2 separate regions of the Homo sapiens genome follow, and region 1 is linked to region 2. Evidence: chromatin loops called from intact Hi-C (ENCODE). Cell type or tissue: mammary epithelial cell. All regions are shown on one strand. Each heading gives the region's core, and the rest is flanking DNA. Links, peaks and the distances in the headings are about the cores only.

What was found. Hi-C counts contacts between places; a loop is a spot of excess contacts. Peaks named below come from ENCODE experiments on the same cell type or tissue, not always from the same donor. Only the 100,000 strongest peaks of a DNase experiment are listed, where the experiment ranks them.
Region 1: a loop joins it to region 2, with 12 times the contacts of the local background. A loop is called at or near these places in 2 of 110 quality-filtered maps.

What each region holds. Positions count from the first base shown.
Region 1 is chr3:63,991,290-63,996,666 of GRCh38, forward strand. It overlaps ATXN7 (ataxin 7), which reads left to right. Exons shown (of 13, transcript NM_001377405.1): 12 at 4,216-5,194. Among named protein-coding and RNA genes, the nearest start is that of PSMD6-AS2, 10 kb to the right of the region's middle. In mammary epithelial cell, for the core only: a CTCF peak has its summit at 2,515 (motif pointing left); a DNase peak (open chromatin) is centred at 2,552; H3K27ac peaks cover 309 bases.
Region 2 is chr3:64,481,687-64,487,063 of GRCh38, forward strand. The region is part of intron 3 of LOC105377123 (a long non-coding RNA gene); the gene reads right to left. Among named protein-coding and RNA genes, the nearest start is that of PRICKLE2-DT, 39 kb to the left of the region's middle. In mammary epithelial cell, for the core only: a CTCF peak has its summit at 2,921 (motif pointing left); a DNase peak (open chromatin) is centred at 2,895.

The sequences.
Region 1 (5,377 bases), core at 245-5,244, 490 kb before region 2:
CCACCCCTGGTTTTTTTTTTGTTTTGTTTTTTTAATAGATGACAAAACTGAGATACAGTGTCATGCAGCAAGTTAGTGGTAGGGCCAGGAATTGAACCTAGAGGTAACATGTTTTCAAGTAAAGAGCTGAAAATACAGAGGCCAGAGGGATTCAGGGAAAGCCTCTCTGAAGAAAGAGGCAGTCCTTGAACTGAGAAGGATGGATGAGAAACAGCAGTCACTGGGACAGTAGGGAGGAGTGGGTTCTGGGCAGAAGGAAGCAGCTGTGTCAAGGTCTTGAGTCAGAAAAGACAGTTTGTTGAAGAAATAGCAAGAAATTGAGCACAGTACAAGGATGAGGTCCAAGAAACCAGCAGGGGCCAGGTGACACTGAAATTGTTTCAGTGTTGAAGGTTTTAGGTAGAGGAGCCATGTGCTCCAGTTTGCAATTTAAGACACCTTGTGTGATATTATGTACCTAATGCTTCCCAAACAGGATTTTAAGTGGAAGAAGAGTTCCATGGCCAAAAAGGTTTAACTCAGCCTTTCCTGTAAAAAAAAAAAAAGGTTCTGTTTTTTACTGCAGAACTTGTCAGAGCCTTAATGGGCACTGTGCTTTGTAACTCTTGAAGCAGGGAATGTCACGTCATGTATAATGTGGAACATGTCCCAAGCTCTTTTCACCTCGGAACCTTTTTTAGGGGAACATCTTGGAGAACTAGTATTCGGTGGGAGTGACTTTGGTGAATAGTAAGCTTTGCTAAAGTGACTGTCCAGTAATCCCCAGGCCATCCCAGATCCTCTGTTTGGGCATTATTTACTAGTGCCTCCTTAAATGGACTCTGCCAGTACATTCATTTGACTCCCTGCCTTGGTTTCCTAATAAAGTCAGACGCTAGTCGGAGGCCTTGGATTGTCTGCAACCCAAAGAACCATCTCCATGATCATTAGCAGGACTTACATCCGTTTCCTTAGAACACCAGATTCAGAGCACTGTTACTCTGCTTTTCTTTTTCATATTTCTTTCTGGTTCTTGCTGGATAAGAGGTTCTTCTTTATGAAGGAACATTGTCCCTGGCTAGACACAGAATCAGGGGACTGGGTTTGGGGGTTCTGCAGGGGTTTTTCCACACCAGAACTCCCTAAGATACATGAAATCTCAACTTCATATTTCTTCAGACTACCCATTGGGAGTTGGAAAGCACACTGAGCTCATGAAACTATGGGTTTAATGTACTCCTAAGAGTTTAGAATGGATTTCTGAATGTTTTATCCACATTATGTTGGTATGTGGCTCATGACCAACAGTTTGGGCAAAGATAGTTTCAGTTCCTAGTGGCTTGTATAGTGAGACTTTCCTCTTGATGTGAACTTTTTAAAAAGTAAGATCATAAGGTCGACTCTGCTGTCTACTCTGTTCTGTCTGAAGGCTGCCTACTTGCTTCCGGGGAGAAGGAAACCAACCCTTTCCATTAGCATGACCATTGGTTTTTAAAAAGTCTACAGCAACAAGGGACGTGTTGCTCAGTAATGAGCTGACACATAGGCTTGGGGCAGAGGGGAACTTGGTGCATGTTGCCTCCCAACATAGGAGTGCTGGCGGCCTTTTCAGGCAGCCCCTGAGATTTTCTCTGGGGAGCTCAGCACTTCTCATCCAGAGAACTATTCTCACCTGGCATCTTTGAAGCCCTCAAGGAAACTTTCAAAGTGATCCAGGTCCCACCCTACCGGCTCAGCCCAAAATCCTTCCTTACAGGGTTATTGTGGTAAAATTGAAGGTAAGTGAGGTGGGAATTGAGTATGAAATGAGTAAACTTCAGTTTGTGGAGTCTCAGGCCAGTGGTGAAATTAGACCAGCACTTTCTCTGCAGCATGGCCATAACCTGAAAGGCCACTGCCCACCTTCTATGATTTCTGTGAACTACTTGTCCTCTGTTGATTTGGGACCAGTATCCCATATTCCCTAAGAAGGGGCTGGGATGGTTTTCAAAGATTTTTGTTGGTGTATTTTTTTTTTTTTTTTTTTTTTACTTTTTGAAATGGTAATACAATCACTGGGCTTAAAAAAGGAAAACCAAGGCTGAGGCAGGAGAATGGGGTGAACCCGGGAGGCAGAGCTTGCAGTGAGCCGAGATCGCGCCACTGCACTCCAGCCTGGGGGTGACAGAGCGAGACTCCGTCTCAAAAAAAAAAAAAGAAAAACGAGTATAAAGAGGCATACATTGAAAACCGAGTCCTCCTGTCTCCTACATGCTTGTTTTCCACCTAGCCCCCACAGACATTTTTATTATTTTTTATGTATCTCTACATAGTTTATTTATGCAAACACAAGTCAGTATGAGTACATATTGTTACTTTGCCTCTTTATACACAAAAGAGTAATTAACTACTTAAAAGAGCTTTTCTAAGAGGAACTTGTGATTGCCTCCCGGAGAGATCCACATCCTTCCCTGCTCTAGAAGGCTTTTCCTTTCCTCGAGATTTGGTTCCAGGCAGCCTGGTCTTTAGGCCCTGGCTTCCTGAGCCACCTGGTGGTCATGAGAAGCCACTGCTCCCAGTGAGCAGTAGGGCCTGGACTTCATTTAGAGCAGGGCTTCTGAATGCTCCAGAATCACCCAGGGGCCTTGTTGCCATGCAGCTTCTGATGCATCATTCTAGGGTGGGGCCCAGGAACTCAGTTTTCCTAACCAACCTCTCAGGTAATTAATGACACTGCCTGCCACCCTCCTCTATGAGTAGTGCGGGGAGAGAGAGCCTAGCCTCTCAATCTTGGCTCCACATTAGAATCCCCTGGAAAGATTTAGAAATGACTGATGTCTGTCCCCACTCCCCGCAGAGACGCTGGTGTAATCGTTATGGATGTGGCTTAAGCTCCACAGGTGACTGTAATGTGCAACAGCTGGAGTTGAGAAGCACTAACATCAGGCCAGAGCTGTACCCTTGAATGGGGTTTTGGGTTTTTTTGTTTGTTTTGTTTTGTTTTTGAAACAGGGCCTCACTCAGTCACCGAGGCTGGAGTGCAGTAGTGTGATTTCAGCTCACTGTGACCTCCACCTCCCCGGTTCAAGCGATTCTCCTGCCTCAGCCTTCTAAGTAGCTGGGATTACAGGTGCACACCACCATGCCCGGCTAATTTTTGTATTTTTAGTAGAGATGGGGTTTCACCATGTTGGCCAGGCTGGTCTCAAACTCCTGACCTCAAGTGATCCACCAGCCTCAGCCTCCCAAAGTGCTGGGATTACAGTTGTGAGCCACTGCGCCTGGCCGAATGGGATTTTTAAAGCATTTGCAAATACTTGCAGTCATTAATTCATTTTATTAATAACAGTAGTCTTTAAAAGCATCTGGAAATCACCTGGGCAGCAGTCTAGGCCAGCTCTCTCACTGGGGTAGTGGCCAGGTCAGCCAGGGCTACCCCTTAAGTCAGGATCAAGGCAATCCTGGCACTTGCCTTCCAGTCAGGCCTTTTTGTCTTCTGCCACCTCGGTTTAAATTCTGCCAAAGAAGTTTTTGAAATTTTGTTACTGTCACATTTAAGATTCAGAGCTAAAATAAAAGGAGACCCTCCCTGGTTTGAATTTAGATGGTTTCCGCATCCCCTAATAAATACCTTGCCCACACATTCTTAACAGAATCCATTGTTACAACACCATGCTGAATATCCCTTGATACTGTGGGGCTTTATTCCCTTGTTCAGGCCAATAGTTATGACCTAGCAGTTGCTGTTAATTAGCTGCACCCTTCCTTTTCTCTCATTCATTCCTGACTTCTCTCGACATTTATTCAGTGCCTTCTGTGTTTCCTGCACTGTGCTGAACACTAGGACCACAACGGTAATTAAGCTGGGGATGACTCTCTCTGCAGAGGATTTGGTGATTAGCAATCCGACACTTAAAGGATGAGCAGAAGCTGGGGTATTGGGTCATGGCATTTTCTCAGAATATAAGGAAGTACAGTGGCTGGAAGCAGGGAACGGGGGCGTTGGGGGTGGGAGGTGGAGCTAGAGGCTGGGGCAATAGCAGCGGGGAGTTGCACACATACAGTTCTGTAAGAACTGTACCAGGAAGGCATTAAAGAATTTGAAGGAGAGAGGTGACAGGATTGGCTTTGTAGTTCAGAGTGATTGCTTTGATGTGGATGGTTTCTCTTTGTCACAAGCAAAGAGGGTGGTGCCATCTGAAAGTCTCTGTGAATGGCTGTGGTCAGTGTCATTCACTGTCCTCTAATTTTTTTCAGGAAAATCCCACCAGTGCCCAGTACCACCTCACCCATCTCCACACGTATTCCTCACCGGACAAACTCTGTGCCGACATCACAATGTGGAGTCAGCTATCTGGCAGCAGCCACCGTCTCTACATCCCCAGTCCTGCTCTCATCTACCTGCATCTCCCCAAATAGCAAATCGGTACCAGCTCATGGAACCACACTAAATGCACAGCCTGCTGCTTCAGGGGCGATGGATCCTGTGTGCAGTATGCAATCCAGACAAGTGTCCTCTTCATCCTCATCCCCTTCCACGCCCTCTGGCCTTTCCTCGGTTCCTTCCTCCCCCATGTCCAGGAAACCTCAGAAATTGAAATCCAGCAAATCTTTGAGGCCCAAGGAGTCTTCTGGTAACAGCACTAACTGTCAAAATGCCAGTAGCAGTACCAGTGGCGGCTCAGGAAAGAAACGCAAAAACAGTTCCCCACTGTTGGTTCACTCTTCCTCCTCCTCTTCCTCCTCCTCCTCTTCTTCTCATTCCATGGAGTCTTTTAGGAAAAACTGTGTGGCTCACTCTGGGCCTCCCTACCCCTCAACGGTAACATCTTCCCATAGCATCGGCCTCAACTGTGTGACGAATAAAGCAAATGCGGTGAACGTCCGGCATGACCAGTCAGGGAGGGGCCCCCCCACCGGGAGCCCTGCTGAATCCATCAAGAGGATGAGTGTGATGGTGAACAGCAGTGATTCTACTCTTTCTCTTGGGCCATTCATTCACCAGTCCAATGAACTGCCTGTCAACTCCCACGGCAGTTTTTCCCACTCACACACTCCTCTAGACAAACTCATAGGAAAGAAAAGAAAGTGCTCACCCAGCTCGAGCAGCATCAACAACAGCAGCAGCAAACCCACAAAGGTTGCCAAAGTGCCAGCCGTGAACAATGTCCACATGAAACACACAGGCACCATCCCAGGGGCACAAGGACTGATGAACAGTTCCCTCCTTCATCAGGTAGGAAATGGACTGTGAGCCCCATGGGAATGCCCATTTCTTCTCCCTTAAGATCTTTTGTCAGCTCAGAAATGTGTTTGGTTGGGTTGGTTGGTTGGTTTGTAAACAGATATTCAGCTTCATGGTGTCTTCTTAAAAAAAAAAAAAAAAAAAAAAAAGGTTCACGGCCGTATGAAGGTAAAA
Region 2 (5,377 bases), core at 78-5,077:
CTATTGCAAGGACAAGAAACCAAACACCGCATGTTCTCGCTTATAGGTGGGAATTGAACAATGAGAACACATGGACACAGGAAGGGGAACATCACACACCAGGGACTGTTAGTGGGGTGGGGGCAGGTGGGAGGGATAGCATTAGGAGATATACCTAACGCTAAATGACGAGCTAATGGGTGCAGCACACCAACATGGCACATGTATACATACGTAACAAACCTGCACGTTATGCACATGTACCCTAAAACTTAAAGTATTATAATAATAAAATTTAAAAAAAAGAATCTAAGAGCCATAAAAGACAGAAGAACATGTCATTCTGGCAGAGGATTCTCTATGTTCCTAGAGGGCTTTGAGGTATAGTGAAGGGAAAAGTTAAAAATACAAAAAGCAAAAGCAGCTCCTTTCATGGGGCTGTTTGTTGTCAGAGCCATAGGTCTTGTTCAAGGAGCTGTGATCACCGCTACTTCATGTTGGTAGCTAGGGCACCCAGATAGAGTACAAGTCTTCAGAATGGTGAGGAGCAACGAATGGCTCTGCCCTGTACAGGTAAGAAAGGTTCTGCCTGGTATAGGTAAGAATGTCCGCCCTGTGGCCAGAACAGGATGCTCTGGAGGAGAGGGGCTTGGTCTTAACTGGGTCAGAGCCAGGTTAGGAAATGGACCAGCAGCCCAGGGGGCCAGTCCACAAGGACCACTACACATCACTGGGATACTTTGGAAATAAGATGTCTATTAACTCAGATTTTTCTTAAACCACAGGTGGAATGCAAATTGGTCCCAATATTGACTAGAAATTATCTTCAGATAGAAGCAAATGGCAGTGTCAGCCAATGCAGACCTACCTCTGGAGAAAATGTTTGCCACTAGCTTTTATAAACTGCAAGATTCAACTATGGAACATGCAAGAATTGCCAACTGACCATCACTTAAAAACAAAATCTGGATAGATAAAATTTTGGAAGTGAGAAATGCATGATATAGTGCTGCTTCCTGGGGGGCCAGTTGTTTTGTTATTTATACTTTGAACCTTTAAAATCTTTTGGCGCAGCATGCTGGCTCATGTCTGTAATCCCAGCACTTTGGGAGGCCAAGACAAGCAAGTAACTTGGTCCCAGAAGCTTGAGACCCACCTGGGCAACATGTGAAACCTTGTCTCTACAGAAAAAACACAAAAATAGTCTGGGTGTGGTGGTACATGCCTATAGTCCCAGCTACTTGGGAGGATGAGGTGGAGGATCATCTGAGCTCCAGAAAGTTGAGGCTGCAGTGAGCTGAGATCTCACCATTGCACTCCAGCCTCGGCAACAGAGTGAGACCCTGTCTCAAAAAACAAACACACAAAACAAAAGAGAGAGAGAGAGAGAGAGAATAAACTTTCTAAGCAGTTGTCTGATTTGTGAAATTGCAAAAAAAAATTTGAAGAGGGGGCACAGAAAAGGAGGAAGTGTTCTTTAGTCAGTGAATAGATGAAAGGAATTTGTATTGAACACACACGTTATTCACTTGAACACATTTGTTCTCTGTCCCCATCGAATACAGGCTGAAGAAATATTTAGAGAATTCTGGCTTGAAAGGGTAAAAAACTAACAACCTGCCCCAGTCAGTCCCCCATGGTTACTGAACTCTGGAAGATTTTGCTGGAGAAGTCTGAGAGTCCAGTTCTACAATTTTACACAATTTGTTAAATGTAAAACATTGCTTTGGCTTCACTTACTGATTTTCCTTTCTCTCCCATTTCTGACTAACTCAAATTTACTGGGTGCCTGCTATATGCCAGGATCCAAATGTTGAACATAACTTATTTTGTTTCATACCCAAGGGGCTGTAAAGGACACACAGACTGTGAGCGCAGACACATTTTAGACTTGCACTGTCCAATACGGTAGCCACTGGCCACATATGGTTATTGAAATTTACATTTATTGTAATTAAGTAAAATTTAAAATTCAATCTCTCAGTTGCACTAGCTATGTATTAAGCACTCAATAGCCACATGTGGTTATGACTATGCTGCTGGACAGCACAGTTATAGAGCATTTCTATCACTGCAGAGAGCACCATTGGATAGCACAGTTTTAGACCTTTCAGAGTTGTCTCTACCTCCTGTGAAATCATTTTAAGCAGAAAAGCTGCCATTCATTGAGCACTCCTCTGGGCCAAGCAAGCAAGATTCTGGGTCAGTTACATAAGATCATCTCACCACAGCTCACTGCCTCACGTCTCAACGCATTTTAATTTTTTTTTTTTTTTTTTTGTAGCGCCGTGGTCTCACTTTGTTGCCCAGGCTAGTATCGAACTCCGGGCTTCGAGCAGTCCTTCTGCCTCAGCCTCCCAAAGTGCTGGGATTACAAGAGTGAGCCATTGGGCCCAGCCTCACCCCATTTTAGAGATGAGGAAACCTGAGGATAGAGAGGCCAAGTAGCTTTCTTACCATCGCACAGCAAGTGAGCGGCAAAGCCCAGGGCGTTTGACTTTAAAGGCTTTGATAATTCTGATGGCCCCACCTTCCAAGGGCATTACCCCCAAGTGTGAGTGAGAGCACCACTGTGGACAAGAAAGAGCCGCTGGGGATCCTGGCCCTTTTGACAGGAAAAGTGGCCATGGGGTCAGACAGGCTAGAGGACCAAGGCTGGTTCTGCCAATGACCATGTCAGTGACATTGCCCAAGCCACTTAGATCTCTGAATATATGTACAGTGGTGGAGCTCACCTTGTAGAGCTATGAGGATTAAATGAGAATATACACATAAGCACTTGGCACAGTATCTGGCACACAGTAGCCATTTAGTACATGGCACACATGAGTATTACTTCCGGAGTGAATCCTTTTCTTCTGTTTAAGCAGCAAACAGCAAGAGTTGCCTTGCTCCCTGCAATACACATTTCTGAGTCTGGCATGCCACCTGCTGGTCACTCCTGGATATACCATCCAGTCCCCTGTTCTCCCCAGAAGGGCCAGTGCCCAGAGTGTTCCCAGGAGACTGGGCTGTAAAACAGGAACATCCTAGCTGAGTATTCAGATTTTTTTTTCGTAAAGTCCCTTTCACATTGTGGCTCCTCTGAGAACTTAGGATAAGCTTAGATCTTGCTAAGTTTGCTGAAATCTTCTTTGTTGCCAGGCAGATAGAGAAGATGGACTTCTTTGGGGCCCTGTGCTCAACGTTAGGCTATGTTGCCAGGGTCTTCTAGCTGCAGGCTATCTAAAAGCACAGGGTCTTTACTATTATGGCTGGCATTCCCTTCGATCTGATGCTGAATATAAGTCCCACCTCTCCACCCCATATCCTATCAATCTAAAAGTCCTGTTGGGTTTTTCTCTGTGAAATATATTTAAAATCTGTCTAAGCCCCTTCATATTCTCTGCCACCATCATCCCTCACCTGGACCACTGCATTAGCCTCCTGATCTTCTTGCATCTCCTCCCTTCCCCCTGTTGTCTATTCTTCACGCAGCAGCTAGAGCTGTGGTCCTACCTGCTGTAGCTATGGAATGCCTTGGGGAACATTCAAGACCTACCAACACCCAGGGGCCAAACCCTGACTAATTAAATCAGAATCTAGGGGTAGTGGGTAGAAGGTCTCTCAACATTCGTAGCTCATGAAAGCTCCTGGATGATTCTTTTTATTTTTATTTTTCGAGACAGAGTCTTGCTCTGTCACCCAGGCTGGAGTGTAGTGGTGCCATCTCGGCTCACTGCAACCTCAACCTCCCAGGTTCTAGCGATTCTCTGGCCTCAGCCTCCCAAGTAGCTGGGACTATGTGTGTGCCACCACACCCAGCTAATTTTTTGTATTTTTAGTAGAGATGGGGTTTCACCATGTTGCTCAGGCTGGTCTCAAACTCCTGACCTCAAGCGATCTACCTGCTTTGGCCTCCCAAAGTTAGATGATTCTTTTGTGCATCCAGGATTGAGAATCACTGAGCTTCCAGTTCAGACCAGCAGTAGCAGCATCTCCTGGAGGGCTTGTTAAAATACAGACCGCTGAGTTCCACTCCCAGAGCCTGTGATTCATCAGGCCAGAAGTGGACCTGCGAATTTCCATGCCTCACAAATTCCCAGGTGACCCTCCTGGGCTGAGGTTCACACTTTGAGAACTACTGTTGTAAAAATATAAGGTGGACCATGAAACTCCTGTTTAAATGACTTATTACACTTATATATGTATATTTTAAAAATTCACCTTCTGTACCATGGCCTGTCAGGCAGGGTGAGACCTATCAATCTAGAAGTCCTGTTGGGTTCCTAGCTCCTGGCCTCTCACACCCTCTGCTAACCACTCACTGGCCTCCTATCTGCCTCTTGACCACCGCAGGTGGTCACCTGAAGACCTTTGAAAGAGCCTTTCTCTGCTCAGATGGTGCCCCCTTTAGCTCTTCTGCTGTCTGATTGTCTCTCAGTCTTCAGGGCTCATAGAAATGTAACCGCCTCAGGGAGACCTTCCCTGAATGTCACATTCAACATATGTCTCACCTTCCCCTCAGCCCTTGTTCTCTATCTCAGCAAACTGTTTATTTCCTTTATCTATTACAATTTGCAATTATGTTATTTCTGTTCACTTAAAATACATTTACCTCTCTGCCAGAAGACAAACTTTAAGAGGGCAGAAACTTTGCCTTCTTGTTCACTCCCTGGGACATAGTAGGTACCCAATAAATGGTTACTGAATGAAGGGTTGAAGAGAAGCACGAATCAGGGAGTAAAGGTTAGAAGTAATAGTACTAATAGAAGTGGGAGCCCTGTCCTGCTTCTGTTATATCCCCCGAGGGCTTCCTGTGTGCTCATCTTTTAATATTACATCTTTAATTCACATAACCGGGCAAGGTAAGGTCATATTCTCTTCAATTTACACATGTGGAAATGGAGACCTAGAAAGGCCGGGACACTTGGCTGAGGTCACACACATCAAAATGGCAGAGCTGGCCATGAATTCAGGCTGCCTGTATCCACATTCATCCTAAGATATGGAAGGAAGGAAAAAAGAGGCAGCAAAAGGAGAACTGGAAAAGCTGTTCCCGCAGGGCATTTTTTTATTTTGCTCTAAACTCGTAGCCAAGGTAAAAATATTAAAACAGAGCTGAAATCAAAGAACCCTTGACCTACTTTCTAGGTCTGATTCTCCCAGAACCTCTTCAGAAGAGAGTGATCAGGCAATGATGGGTGTCTCAACTTTTAAGACTTTTAAAATTGCTGGCTCAGAGCCTTTGGAAGAATAGCACAGGCAGGAAATGGCAAGGCAGGATCTGAACCCAGCCCAACTTCCTGCACAGCCTGCCCAAGCTTTCGCACACAGCACAGAGAGTATCTCATTCAACGTTCTTTTGCAGTGCCCCGCCTCCTTACTGTGCTGGTTAAGGTAACATTCTAGATGCTGT